2 separate regions of the Homo sapiens genome follow, and region 1 is linked to region 2. Evidence: chromatin contacts called from ENCODE Hi-C data. All regions are on one chromosome and are shown on one strand. Each heading gives the region's core, a stretch centred on a gene start or an enhancer-like site at or near the end of the contact. The rest is flanking DNA. Distances are from core to core; before and after follow the strand shown.

Region 1 (6,772 bases), core at 243-2,742, 670 kb after region 2:
GTGGAGAATGTCAGGGCTGATGTCAGGGTTTCAGCTTCTGTACAACAGTGCTAGCCACCTGTATCTCCAGTATATTTCAAAAGAGAGCTCAGGAGTATCAAATGCTGCTGATGGGTTAAGTGTGACAAGTGGTCATTTAACATGACCACTGGCTTCAATGACATAGAGGTGGCTAGATGTTAAGATGAAGTAGACTGGGTGCAGTGGCTCACGTCTGTAATCGCAGCACTTTGGGTGGATCACCTGAGGTCAGGAGTTCAAGACCAGCCTGGCCAACATGGTGAAACCTCATCTCTACTAAAAATACAAAAACTAGCTGGGTGTGGTAGCGCCCACCTGTAATCCCAGCTACTTGGGAGGCTGAGGCAGGAGAATCACTTGAACGCGGGAGGCGGAGGTTGCAGTGAGCTGAAATCCTGCCATTGTACTCCATCCTGGGCAACAAGAGCGAAACTCAAAAAAAAAAAAAAATGATGAGGCATGGAAGAAAATCCATATGAAGAAGGTGGGGTGAGGAGTGAGTGGGAAGCAAGAAAACAAAGCCAGTGAATATAAAACACTTTTTCAAGAGAAGGTTGCTTGTGAAGGAGACAGGGCTAGAGCTGGAAGGGCACAGCAGGGTCAATGGAAAGGGTTCTGGGAAAGATGTGATGGAAGGGAAAAGGCTGAATACACAAGAGATGAAATACATGGACAGGATTAGGTTTTGACAAGGTGGAAGGAGATGTAGAGGTCAAAAGATCGGTCTTAGGAAAGACACCTTATCTTCCGTAGAAGGAAGAAAAGAGAAAATGGGTGCCCTATTCTGTTTTGATGTTTCTGAGCTTTTTCTTTTTTCTTCAAAGGAAAAAAAATGTTTTCAGGCCACTCAATTTCTACTGTCTACAATTAAGGTGAACACACATAACTTTATACCATATTGTTGGGTTTGTGTATTTTCAAAATAAGATCCAACTCAGGAAAAGTATAAAGGCAAGATCAAGTTTACATACATTATTGTCAATTTTGTTTAAATCTACATGTTCATTATAAATATACAGGGCTGTTTCTCATTACCTAGAAGATGGCTGGGTCATAAGACAGACTGGATACATTCCAGTCAGAAACCTACCATCGTTCAACGTGTAGAGATGAAAACGTCCGTGAAGCTGCTTCTCGAGTAAATAATTTGAACCCACACTGTGTGTCCCTGATTCCTTTGACACAAAGGAACCACACCAGAAAGTGGAACCCATACATGAGAAGAGTACGGAAGTAAGAACGCTGAAAACAAAGACAAAATATAAATGACTTTTCCATTCATCTGTAAAGGAGACACTGAAAACACCTGGCTGTAGACAACTGTATTTTAATATTTAATTGACTGGTAGATCTTACATAAGAACACCACTGTTCCATGAGCTTCACCAACAAAGTATATTAAAGAAACAGCAAGAATGCCTACTGCTTGGAGCAGAGTAGAGGCACTAGGAAGCAGTTACTCATTTCCTGGAGGTTGAGTCAGACAAGCGGCCAGGGCTTTAGCCTACCAGGAGAAACAGGTTTGGGGCTGCTGCTGTGAGCAAGGAGAACGTCTTGTTTACTTACATATTTTATGCTGCTTTGCCCCACATGTATTTCAGTTTCAAAAAAGCTGTCAGTTTCCAGGATGTATTGACAAAACAAAGCACAGATATAAGCCTGCAGTTGATACTTAACTAATGAGAATATTGACAGAAGATGTATAGCAGAGTATCATGAAGGTTATGGACTAGAAAGGAGTTTGAAACAAACACCTGGTCTTTCTAAGCATGCCAGAGATCTAATTAAATACATTTAAAATATTGAGTTCTTTAATACTTTGGATATTAAGATTAAGTAGGTTTTAATCCCATCTGAAGTTTCACTACTGTTACTGATGATTAATTTTATTAGTAGTAACAGAATATTCCATTATTCATAAAACATAGCACATTTTAAAACATAAGAACATAAGATTATTATCACTGGATTCCAGACTTTCACATTTAAGATTTAGTAAAAGATAGGATCTTTCTAAAAAATAAAATAACAAAATTTTTTTTAGAGACAGAGACGCCTTCTGTTGTCCAGGCTAGAGTCCAGTGGTGTGGTCATGGTTCACTGCAGCCTCAAATTCCTGGGATCAAGTGATCCTTCTGCCTCAACCTACAGAGCAGCTGGGATCACAGGCGTGTGCCACTATACCCAGCTTCTTTAAGACACGATCTTTTAAAATGTTCCTTAGTTAAGGCAATAGACTCAAGTAATGATGCGTTACTTACATACATAAGCAACCTATTAAGAGTCTATTAGAACATTTAATATCTCATACTATGGGATAAAGGTCCCTTCCTCCTTTTGGCTTTTGCTTTTCAAAATTATAATTTTTAGTATCGTTCTTCCTTTGCATGGCTTTTTCCATCAACACCAAACAGAACCACAGTGGAACAGAGTAACAAAGAAAAAGCACCAAATCAGGCGAGGTGCGGTGGCTCACACCTGTAATCCCAGCACTCTGGGAGGCCGAGGCAGGTGGATTGCTTGAGGTCAGGGGTTCAAGACCAGCCTGCCCAACATGGCGAAACCCCATCTCTACTAAAAATACAAAAATTAGCCAGGCATGGTGGCACACGCCTGTAGTCCCAGCTACTTAGGAGGCTGAGGCAGAAGAATCGCTTGAACTTGGGAGGCACAGGTTGCAATGAGCCGAGATGGCGCCACTGTACCCCAGCCTGGGTGACAGAGTGAGACTCCAACTCAAAAAAAAAAAAAAAGAAAAAAAGAAAAGAAAAGAAAAAGCACCAAACTAGGAGGCCTATATTGGAATCCTGGCTCCGTTACTAATTAGCAGGGTGACCTTCAACAAGTTACTTCAGCCCTCTAAGTCCATTTCCTGATAAAATGAGAATAATGCCTACCTCACAAAGTTATTATAAGGATTAAATGAGATTATTTTAAAGAATATAGCGAAGTGTTTGGCACAGAAAATAACAGGAACTCAATAATGTTCTTCATACAGGAAGAAAGCTTGAAAGCTTACTTTACTCTCCTGACCACAATTTTACTTATGTATTAAATAGGGCAGGAAGGAAAGGAAGAATAAAATACTTATCTATATGGTATGTAAAACAAACTTTTAAAAATGATCTAGCACTTCTCATTTATCATCTAGAATCATTAGTTATGGGTTGATGTAAATATGTCTTACCTCTCTAAGTAGATAGGGCAGAAACCTCATCTTAAAATACTTTAGGAATCTCACAACAGCTTGCTCAGTGCCTTCCATACAAAATACTTCCAATAAATACTGGTTGACTGATTAAACCTCCAAAAGAGCACTTATGCTTAGGAAAGGAACAAATAGAAATTGAAAGATAGAAAAATAAAAATTAAAGGTAGAAAAACAATACCTATAAATTATTCTCCTTGAGTGATTTTTAATGTGATTTGAGTGAGCTTATTTGTTCGCAAATAAAACTATTCATGACTGCTCTGGCTTGGATGTTAATAACAGGATTTTTGTTTGCTTTAGGATAATGGCTATTTTTTAAAAAGCAGAAAAATGTAGAGTTCACATGAAGACCTTAAGTTATTTGATTTCTAACATATTTAAAAGCTTAACAAGGTTAGTCACAAACAAGATAATCTTGTTTTTGTTTTTAGAACTTTGCAAAATATCTTAAAATTTAGAAGATACCTAAAATATAGGATAGACTTATTTAGTTAAGTGAAGCTACTAAAAGAGAGAAGGCTTATATGATCTTCTGAAATGGCCATTTAAAACATTAAGGAAAACAATTTTCACTGTTTCAGTGTTAACGCTAGTATCTTCAATGTTTATAAAATGTAAACAAGAAATTAATTCAGGTGAAATTTAAAGGTGACTTCTAATTTCATTAACTTAAAATAAGAAGTTCAAAGAAGTCCCAGGACTTAAGCAAAGACTCTTTAAACAAAAACTAAAAACATTAAGTAACCACTAATGGATTCTATTTTTGAATCCTTTTAAAATGATAAATTCAAGAATAGCCAGACCATATATAAACATTACCGTTATACAGAACACATGGGAATGTAAGCACTTTTAAGGATGATACAAGACTCTATCAGGGCAGTGTCATGTTTGTCTTCCAAGGGAGCAGTAAAAGAGGTGGTAGAATAATTGAGAAATGTAGAAAAATATCAAGGAAAGATGTTTCTGAACATTAGGCAATAAGCTACCGAAGTTGTCATTTGCTATCTTGATTAGTTCTTTTATAATTTTCTCATTGTCCACAGATTGATCACCATGCAGGGGTTTATTACTGACAGCACACGAAGGGAAATGGAAAGCCATGCTGCAGTTTTCTAGACATGAGGCGGATGCATGTCTTGTGCCTTCTTGGAGACAACCTTTTGTGAGACAGCTATGATTCTATAAGAATAAGCTGGACTTGAACAAGCCTACTGAGCAGTAGTTGTCATAGCATCTGCAGCGGACAACCAATGATCTCTAGTGAGTATCAAAGGTTATCCCTTCTTTCTATAGAATGGCAGCCAATTCTGTGGGAATCAAGAACACTAAACCAAACACTTGGTTTTAGAGCTGAAAGAATGGATGGATGGAGACAAGATGAATTATAAATATGTGGTTCCTGCGATTGATCCCTTGATACCTGGCTAAGAGCAGTACTAGGTAAAAGATTTAGACCATAGCATAAGTCTCATTTAAATACTAGTGTATTTCTAGGAAAAATTCAGAGTTTTCAACCAATGCAAGTTCTAAGTGAAAAGAATTTACACCATGAAAAACAAAACCAAAACACATGGCTCCTTTCTACAGCCACCACCAACAAATACAAGAACTATCTCTTGCCTATATTACTCACTGGCTCCTAAGTGTATTTGGCTATTTTTCCAAACTATCTTTTTTCCTTCACCAAGTAGATTATCCTTTCTCATCTCATTAATATATTTTAAAAAAAAAAAGAAAGAAAAAAAGTACTTAAAAAACCATTAAATTAGTATTGATCTATTTTCATTAGCTGTTTTAGTGTGCAAAAACAAATTTTTATTTATTTTATTTATTTATTTATTTATTTTTTTGAGGAGGAGGTGTCTTACTCTGTCGCCCAGGCTGGAGTGCAGTGGCCTGATCTCAGCTCACCTGCAACCTCTGCCTCCCGGGTTCACGTGATTCTCCTGCCTCAGTCTCCCAAGTAGCTGGGATTACAGGTGGGCGCCACCACACCCAGCTAGTTTTTGTATTTTTAGTAGAGATGAGGTTTCACCATGTTGGCCAGGCTGGTCTTGAACTCCTGACCTCAGGTGATCCGCCTGCCTCGGCCTCTCAAAGTGCTGGGATTACAGGTGTGAGCCACTGTGTCCAGCCTATTTGTTATTTCAACACAGATAACTGTATTTATAATATCATACTATTTTTTACAAACAACCTAATATTTCAGGTTTTATCCCATGTTATTAAATAGTCTCCATTATCATCAGCTTTACTGGCTGCACATTTCATCTAGGGCTATAGCTGTATTTCCTATTGTGGGAATTTAGTATTTAATAGTTTCTACTACAATTTTATATATATACTATTTTATAATTATACATATATATACTATTTTATAATTATACACACATATATATAAAATGTGCTGAAGATCTTAGACACATACTTTTCCTTTTCTTATCCCCCGTGCGTTGTTAAACTGATGAAGCAGGATTAATTCTAAGCTCTCTTCCCATTTTAAATATCTAGGAGTGTGCTATTCTCTATGGTTAACAGATTAACCTTTTTCAAACATCAGTGAGAATCTCTAGGATACATAGAATACTAGACTAGGTGCTAGTAAAATAATTACTTCTAAAAAAAAGAGAAGAGGCCAGGCGTGGTGGCTGACACCTGTAATCCCAGCACTTTGGGAGGCCAAGGAGGGCAGATGATGAGGTCAGGAGTTCGAGACCAAATGGTGAAACTGCCTCTACTAAAAATACAAAAATTAGCTGGGTGTGGTGGCGCACGCCTGTAATCCCAGCTACTCGGGAAGCTGAGGCAGGAGAATCGCTTGAATCCGGGAGGCAGAGGTTGCAGTAAGCCGAGATTGCGCCACTGCACTCCAACTTGGGTGACAGAGTTAGACTCTGTCTCATAAAAACAAAAAAAACAAACAAAAAAAGAAGGCCGGGCGTGGTGGCTCATGCCTGTAATCCCAGCACTTTGGGAGGCCAAGGCAGGTGGATCACCTAAGGTCAGGAGTTTGAGACCAGCTTGGCCAACATGGTGAAACCTCTTCTACTAAAACTACAAAAATTAGCCAGGCATGATGGCGTGTACCTGTAATCTCAGCTTCTTGGGAGACTGAGGCAGAAGAATTGCTTGAACCCGGGAGGCAGAGGTTGCAGTGAGCCAAGATTGCGCCACTGCACTGCATCCTGGGTGACAGAGCGAGACTCTGTCTCAAAAATAAATAAACAAAAAATAAAAAGAGAGTCTGGGTTTTTGTACTTCAATATAATCCTTAAAAGGTTTTTGTCACTCTGTCATCAATATACCTTTTTTAAAAATTAAAATTTCTACATATCTCTCTTCCGAATCATTGGGGGAAAGGTTCAACCTTTTATTCTACTGGTTCTCAAAGCCTCATGTGCGTAAGAGGGACCTGGGAAATTGTTACTCTAGTTTTTCTAGCATAACCTACAAAATGAAGAATTGAACATCTTTAGTGACATTTTTACACCCTAAAAGGGCAGTTGCAAACTTGTGAAATTTTAAGGTATAGTGATA
Region 2 (7,424 bases), core at 3,079-5,578:
TGAATCTGTGACTACTATGACCAACAGAATACAGTGGATATACCCCTGTGCCAGTTCTGGGAGTAGCCCTTGACTGGCCTGGCAGTCTCTACTTATGTCTTTTGGAATGCTTGCTCTTGGGATACATCCTCTTGGAACCTAACCACCATGCTGTGAGAAGAAAAAGGTACAAGAGGCATTTCTGACAGGCAGCCCTAGCTGAGCTTCCAGTCAAAAGCCAGTGTCAGATGTTAGCCATGTGAATGAGTCATCACGGAATGACCAGCTCACTTGAATCTTCAGTATACCTGATTGCAACCAGAGACCCCAATCAAGAACCATCCAGGTGAACCAACCCAGTTAATCCACAGAATTATAAGAGTTTGTTGTTTTAAGCTCCTAAATTATAGGGTGATTTGCTATGCAGCAAAAGACAAGCAGAAGTGTTTTGAGTGTGATGTGGTAGATGGAAGTTGTATTATCATTTACTGAAGGCATGGTAAATAGATGATCTAGGATCAAGTCATGGCTCTGCCACTACCTGGCTATATTACCTTAGAAGTTATTTGAATTCCTGAATTTCATTCTTCCATATATGGGGATAATAATAACTACCTCACCTGACACAGTCCCTGGCTTTAAAGGAGTAAATGTTTCTGCCCTTCACCTTAGGCCTTACTTTTGGCCCACTAAGGAAAGAACTTTCTCTCCTATCATTCTGACGTTTTCTCTTTATACCCACATACTAGCTCCTTCTTTTGAGAACTGCTACAACTTGTTGAGCCACATTTTACTACTGGGCATAGTTATTGCATGTGTACCTGTGAGCATGCCTTCTGTTTTTCCTGTAACTGGGTACATGAGGACGTTCCAGTTACCCTGCCAACGCAGCTACTTGATAAGTACACTGAGAGCCTGCCCCCAGAGACTGAGGTTATATCTAAGATATAGATATGGAGATAGAGGAAGCTACTTCAGCCTTGGGACAAAGTAGTATTCTGCAACCAAGCTTTAACAAAGCACTGGGTACTTATAGAAAGTGGCATTTTATTTCCCATATGGCCACTATTCCTTTTTGTTCATGGCTCCCCAATTGAGGAAGAGTATAAATGTAGCAGGACGAGCCACAGACAAAACCCCTCAGACACCAAGTTAAAGAAGGTAAGGCTTTATTCGGCCGGGAGCATCAGCAAGACTCACATCTCAAAAAAATGAGCTCCCCGAGTAAGCAATTCCTGTCCCTCTTAAGGGTTTAGAACTCTAAGGGGGTCTGCATGAGAGGGTTGAGATTGATTGAGCAAGCAGGGGGTACGTGACTGGGGGCTCCATGCACCAGTAATTAGAACAGAACAGAACAGGACAGGGATTTTCACAGTGCTTTTCCATACAATGTCTGTAATCTATAGATAACATAACCGATTAGGTTGGGGGTCAATCTTTAACTACCAGGCCCAGGGTGTGGTGCTGGGCTGTCTGCCTGTGGATTTCATTTCTGCCTTTTAGTTTTTATTTCTTCTTTCTCTGGAGGCAGAAATTGGGCATAAGACAATATGAGGGGTGGTCTCCTCCCTTATAAATGCCCACCCTGATAATCCTAATAAAGTCCTCCTGTTCTTTAGCATTCAGTTCAAACAATGCCTGTTCTGGAAAGCCTGTCTTTATTAACTCACCCGAATTCTGTTAGGTTTCCCTTCCCTAAGTTTTCATTTATCCTTACATAGAACTTATATGACTTCTCATATCCATAATCTGATTTGATACTTTCTCCCAATAGTCAATGAACCTCTTTAGAACAGGGAAAACAAAGGTCTTCCATTTAAAGTGTTGACATATGGCAGGGTCATATCTTGCATACATTACAAATTTTAAGGATATATGAGTGTGTAGGTACACAGCATCCTCCACACCAAACACACATTCTTCCAACAACAATAGCTAAAACCTAGATACGGATTTTAAACATATCCCAAACCTAGAAGTTAAGATATAAAGAGTGTAACTTGAGGTGAATAGAAAACTGGTGATATTTATTTAATAAAGAAATAATATATTGATGTCATGTAACAAAGTTTTTGCTAATTAATGAACATTTTGAACTTGAAAGGTAGAAAAATAATTAAATAGTAATAGGTTTGATATTCTGAAGTATCAGTTTTAAAGCCTCTATCATAAACTATCATTAATGTGGCCAAAAAGCAATACTGAAATGTTGGTACTATTATTCAATATATGGAATTTAATGCACCATAGATATCCTGGTAAAATGAACAATAATTATACAGGAGTCACAAATATAAGTATTTACTTATATACCTTCATTGTCAGTATTGAGTTTGGCTTCCAGTTCCGTAATCTTGTGTCTTAGTTCAAATATTGAGAGTTGCACTGCATCCCTGTTATTTAAAATATTTTTGTTGATTATAATTCAATTAAAAATAACATCAGAAAAATAATACATAGTAACCCACTACTACTTCAGGAACAATTTACTATGACACATTATTTACTGAAGGACTGGTTAAGAAATAAGACTCAGGCAAAGGAAGGCTTCCAATTAGTCAGTTCTAGGACTCAAATATGCACTAAAGCTCAAAGACCCCCAGGCAACCATTAGAAATCTTTTATTTATTTTTATTTATTTTTTTGAGACAGAATCTCGCTCTGTCGCCCAGGCTGGAGTGCAGTGGTGCAAACTCGGCTCACTGCAACCTCCGCCTCCCGGGTTCAAGCAATTCTCCTGCCTCAGCCTCCTGAATAGCTGGGATTACAGGCATGCGCCACCAAGCCCTGCTAATTTTTTTGTATTTTTAGAAGAGACAGGGTTTCACCATATTGGCCAGGCTGGTCTCGAACTCCTAACCTTGTGATCCGCCCAGCCTCGGCCTCCCAAAGTGCTGGGATTACAGGCGTGAGCCACCAGGCCCGGCCCTTGGAAATCCTTTATTTTTAACTTAAATATCATCCTAAAGAAGTTAGTTACCTGGTTTTTCAGAACCAAGCAAATTAGGCACTGCACATTATTACAGAAAGGCATACCTAGGGCAATACATAACAGCTGACAAACTGAAACAAAGAGAAAAAAACAAACACTAATTTAAAAGGTTAGCTATTTAGGGCATCAGTAAATAGAACATTATCATATGACAGGGCCATTTATTCAATAAATATTTTTGAGTGCCTATTATGTTCAAGGCATTGTATTAAATACGGAAGAATTCAGTGAACAGTGAACAGAAAAATAGCAATAGCGGCAGCAAAGTTCCACTGGATGCGTATCACAAGCCAATGCTAAGTTCTTTATAGTGCATTTCATTCCAACCTGGGAACAACAGCAGGAGGTATGAGATGACTATTTGTATACCAGTCTTAGAGCTGAGAAAACTGAGGATTAAAGAGGTTAATTAACTTGTCTAAGATTGCATAGTTACTGAGTGACAAGAGATGGAGTTTGTGTTTTTGCAGGACTGTCCTCAAGTACTTGCTCTTATTCTCTACTTCCTCAGAATACACAGAACCTGTCCTCAGAACGCGTGTAGTTTGGTAGCAAAACAAGAAATAGACAGGCAATTAAAATACTGTGACTGGAGCTACAATAGAGGAAAACCCAGAACCCTATCTAGGCACAAAGGAGAGTCCAATTCTCACGGGACTTGTGGATGGAGTTGGGAGTATGTCCAAAAAATACTTTAAATGTTTCAAAAATTTAACACGAAGTACGAATACTGTTTTTAAAAAGCATAAAGGAGGAGTAACAGTTTTACTAAATGTCATTTTATGAAGTTCCCCTTAAAGGGATGAAAGAAAAAAAAAACCCCGTATAACTAAATAAAATCTTTGGAATTTTAAGCAGAAAACCTGGATTTATGGAGACATCAAAACCAAACACAACTTTTGGCATTACAGTATATGGGCAAAATACACGCCATATGATTGGATCCTTAAGGGCAGCACATCCTACCCGGAAAGCTGCCTACTTAACAATACCAAAGGCTTACTCAAAGAGGCACGTGAATCTTTCGCATGGAATACTTTTGGAACCCAGACCGAAGTGCCCAGGGGTTAATCACGGCGCCGGTCTTACAGCACCCTCAGCGGCTTCAGCCCTGAGACTCTGCAGGTGAAGGCTCGGGGGGTGTGGACGGGACCCCACACCGCGCCGCCCGCCGACTCACTTCTTGCGGACTTCTTCCAGCAACTGCTGTTTCAGGCGGTTGGTGCTCACACCGTCGAAGTTGTAGTTTCTCTCTTCCTTCATAGTGTCAGGCCAGAGACCTCCCGCGTCTTTCCCCTCAGCACCTTAGAGCACAAGACATTAAGGGCCACCCAGAAGCCAGTACGGCACGAGGCGGTGAACCCCAACCGCCCCCCGGTCGCACCTCCCGCGCCTGCCCGCAGAGGCACGTGGTGACGTCATAAAGCGATGCCCGCAGGCGGCAGGGGGTGGGGCGAGGGCAGCCGGGGAGACTGGAGAAGCCTACTCTGTGCGGTGGAGCGACCCTGGATAACAGCTCCAGGGACACTCCTTGCTCAAGACGCTGGGGTTAGACGTGCTCCGGCTACACAGCGGAGTGTCAGGGGGCCAAGAATATCCCTCTCCTTTTTCTTCCCTCCTGCTGGCTTTGGTTGCTTTCCTAAACATTGCCCCGGACGGCAAAGTCGGCTTCACTCTTAGCCCTTGTTAGGGAAACGCTGGATCCAAGATTAGCTGCGCCCTTCTTTGCTTCAGTTGAACAAGCACCAGAGTCGCTGATTTGGCAGTGTCGGAGCGGGAGGAACTGGTCTTAAAAAGGTACCTCCTGAACTCGGGAAGACTGCTAACCCTCCAGATTATTGTTTTGCATCTGTGTGCTGTTCATGAACATACCTCAGAGCTGCTCACTGCAACTTGAAATTTCATTATATTTTTAATCACAAAGTTTGCATCCTACCCTTGATACATCTGTGTTTCCTTGACAAAAAGAGACAAACTCTGTAAAATATTTGAAGAGATTTATTCTGAGCCAAATGAGTGACCAATGGCGGGTGACAGCCCTCAGGAGATTCTGAGAACACGTGCCCAAGGTGGTCAGGGTACAGCTTAGTTCTATACATTTTAGGGAGACATGGGACATCAATCAAATGCATGTTAAGATATACACTGGTTCCATCGGGAAAGGCAGGGCAATTGGAAGGGGTGGGGGACGGGGTGGCTTCCAGGTCACAGCTAGATTCAAAGATTTTCTGATTGGCAATTGGTTGAAAAGTTACTGACTAAAGACTTAGGAATGTCTTTAGAGAATAAAGGGGTTGTGGAGACCAAGGTTTTAGTGAGAATGGGATAATTGGTGTGGAAAACACAATTTGGTGTCAGAAGTGTTGTGAATACATAGTTTTCCAATTGAGTTTCTGGATGAGATTAACATTTCAATTGGTAGACTGAGTATAGTACATTGTCTTCCCCAATGTGGGTGGGCCTCAGCCAATCGACCGAAGACAGAATAGAACAAAAAGGCTGACCTCCCAGGAGTAAGAGGGAGCTCCTACAGCCAAACAGCTTGAGCTGGAACACTTTTCCAGCCTTGGGCTCAGACTGGGACTGCACATCAGTTTGCTTGCATCTCCAGCTTGTCAACTGCAGATCCTGAGACTTCTCAGCCTTCATAATTGTACGGGCAAATTCCTTATAATAAATCTTTTATACACACACTCCCTATTGGTTCTGTTTCTGTGAATTACCCTAATATAGGAGGTATGCTTATCAAAATTTTGTCTAGCTGTTAAGTCTGAAAGGGCAACTCACAACCAAGTAAACAGAATAGAATGAAGTGAAAAGGACTAGATTATCTGTTGACAAATCCAAATATACAGAGGATTTCTTTTTTGAGACGGAGTCTCATCTGTCTCCCAGGCTGGAGTGCAGTGGCACAATCTCAGTTTACTGCAAACTCCACTCCTGTGTTAAAGCAATTCTCCTGCCTCAGCCTCCCAAAGTAGCTGGGACTACAGGCACGCACCACCATGCCTGGCTTAATTTTTTTGTGTATTTTTAGTAGAGATGGGGTTTCACCATATTGCTCAGGCTGGTCTTGAACTCCTGACCTCGTGATCCACCCACCTCTGCCTCCCAAAGTGCTGGGATTATAGGCATGAGCCACTGCACCCGACCCAGAGGATTTCTTAAAAAGATCTGTTAGCAGGATCTCACTGTGGGAAATTAGGAGCAAAGGCAAGCAGAAAACAGGTTTGTCAACAACTACAGAAACCACAGATTTGTGTTTCTGGCAGAGATAAAGGACCTGAATTTACCCTCCTGCCTGAAACAACTAAAAAACTAAGAGGAACAAAAAAAGAACATTGAACATCAGGCAATAAGGGAAAACGATCACCAAGAGATGAGACACAAATGAGGCAAGCTCCCAAATTGGCCTGGGCCTGCCAGGGTACAAAGCAGAAAGGGAGAAAACAGGCAGAGGCTGGTGGTTGCCCTAAGTTGAGGAAACGGAGTTTCTCTAAGAGTCTAGAGAGAACAAGGCAGCTAGACTTTGCAGGGCAGATATTGGAGGGGAGAGCTGCACAGGGTGTTCCCAGACCAAACTGAGGGTTGGGTTGCTATTTCTTGTGACCCAGTAAGAACATGTAGATGAACTGGGGAGGAAGAGAGTTTTTATTTCTGGAACCAGTTACAGGCAGAAGCCCTGGAAACTATAACCAGACCAACTCAAAATTACAGTTTTCCAGACCTTCTAAGCTATATGTCTATGTGTAAGTGTGCATTCATCTATAGACATTAAGTGGTTAACTTTTTATAATCTACAACTAAGGTCTTGAGTCCTGAAGACCTTCCTCTGGAGCCTCAGTAAACTTAATCTAAATGGGTCCAGGTGCTAGGGTGATTACCCCTGTCTCCTGCTAAATCAGGGAGGTTTGGGGATTCCTTCAGAACCCCAAAAAACTTGTTTAATCCTAAATGGGTCCAGCTAAGAATTCCTTCTTTTTTTTTTTTTTTTTTTTTGTCATGCTTTGAGACCTAGTTCTTGGTGGGTTTTTATTACATTCCAGCCTTTGTATAAGGGCTTTGGTTTTTTTAGCTTTTAGTATTTAACTTAGCCACTCAAGTCAGTACTGAAACAGTTGTTATGGAGGCCTGTGTTAATGAGACCTGGCCTGCCACAAGGTACACTCTGCAGCAGAATACTGATGAATGCACACACATGGTGGGGCAAGTACTCAGGCTGGGGAAAGAACCATCACAAAGGATTAGAGGGGAAATCCTTACAGTTTACAGAGGTAGGAATAATACCTGCTACCACCCACCAGAATGGAAAACCTCTGAATTCACAGGGCATCAGGTACACAAAGGATTTTGATTTAGGAGTCGGAAAAAACACTAGCCCTAACAAGTTGAAAAGAAAGATCCAAAAGTATCCAACTGGTTCTAAGTAACTTAATCCCCTCCCAAGACAAAA

The links. Hi-C counts contacts between places; a loop is a spot of excess contacts on that map. Pooled maps may share reads with other maps.
Region 1: a map of HCT116 shows a loop between it and region 2 (8-fold over the local background). The contact joins the enhancer-like site here to the promoter of CCDC169 in region 2. A Hi-C loop is called at or near these places in 1 of 168 maps with a recorded cell type or tissue (HCT116), 1 of 37 single-sample maps with no recorded cell type and 5 of 50 pooled maps.

The regions. Positions count from the first base shown.
Region 1 is chr13:36,964,464-36,971,235 of GRCh38, forward strand. ALG5 (ALG5 dolichyl-phosphate beta-glucosyltransferase) reads right to left here. Exons shown (of 10, transcript NM_013338.5): 8 at 1,112-1,263. Among named protein-coding and RNA genes, the nearest start is that of ALG5, 31 kb to the right of the region's middle. Within about 2 kb of position 1,493, at least 4 of the 41 ENCODE cell types and tissues checked have a DNase peak (open chromatin) inside an H3K27ac peak, as active enhancers do.
Region 2 is chr13:36,293,486-36,300,909 of GRCh38, forward strand. It overlaps CCDC169 (coiled-coil domain containing 169), which reads right to left and starts at 4,329. Exons shown (of 8, transcript NM_001144981.3): 1 at 4,152-4,329; 2 at 2,293-2,372. The coding sequence starts at 4,234. CCDC169-SOHLH2 (CCDC169-SOHLH2 readthrough) reads right to left here and starts at 4,329. Exons shown (of 16, transcript NM_001198910.2): 1 at 4,152-4,329. RefSeq lists enhancers at 3,956-4,917, 4,918-5,880.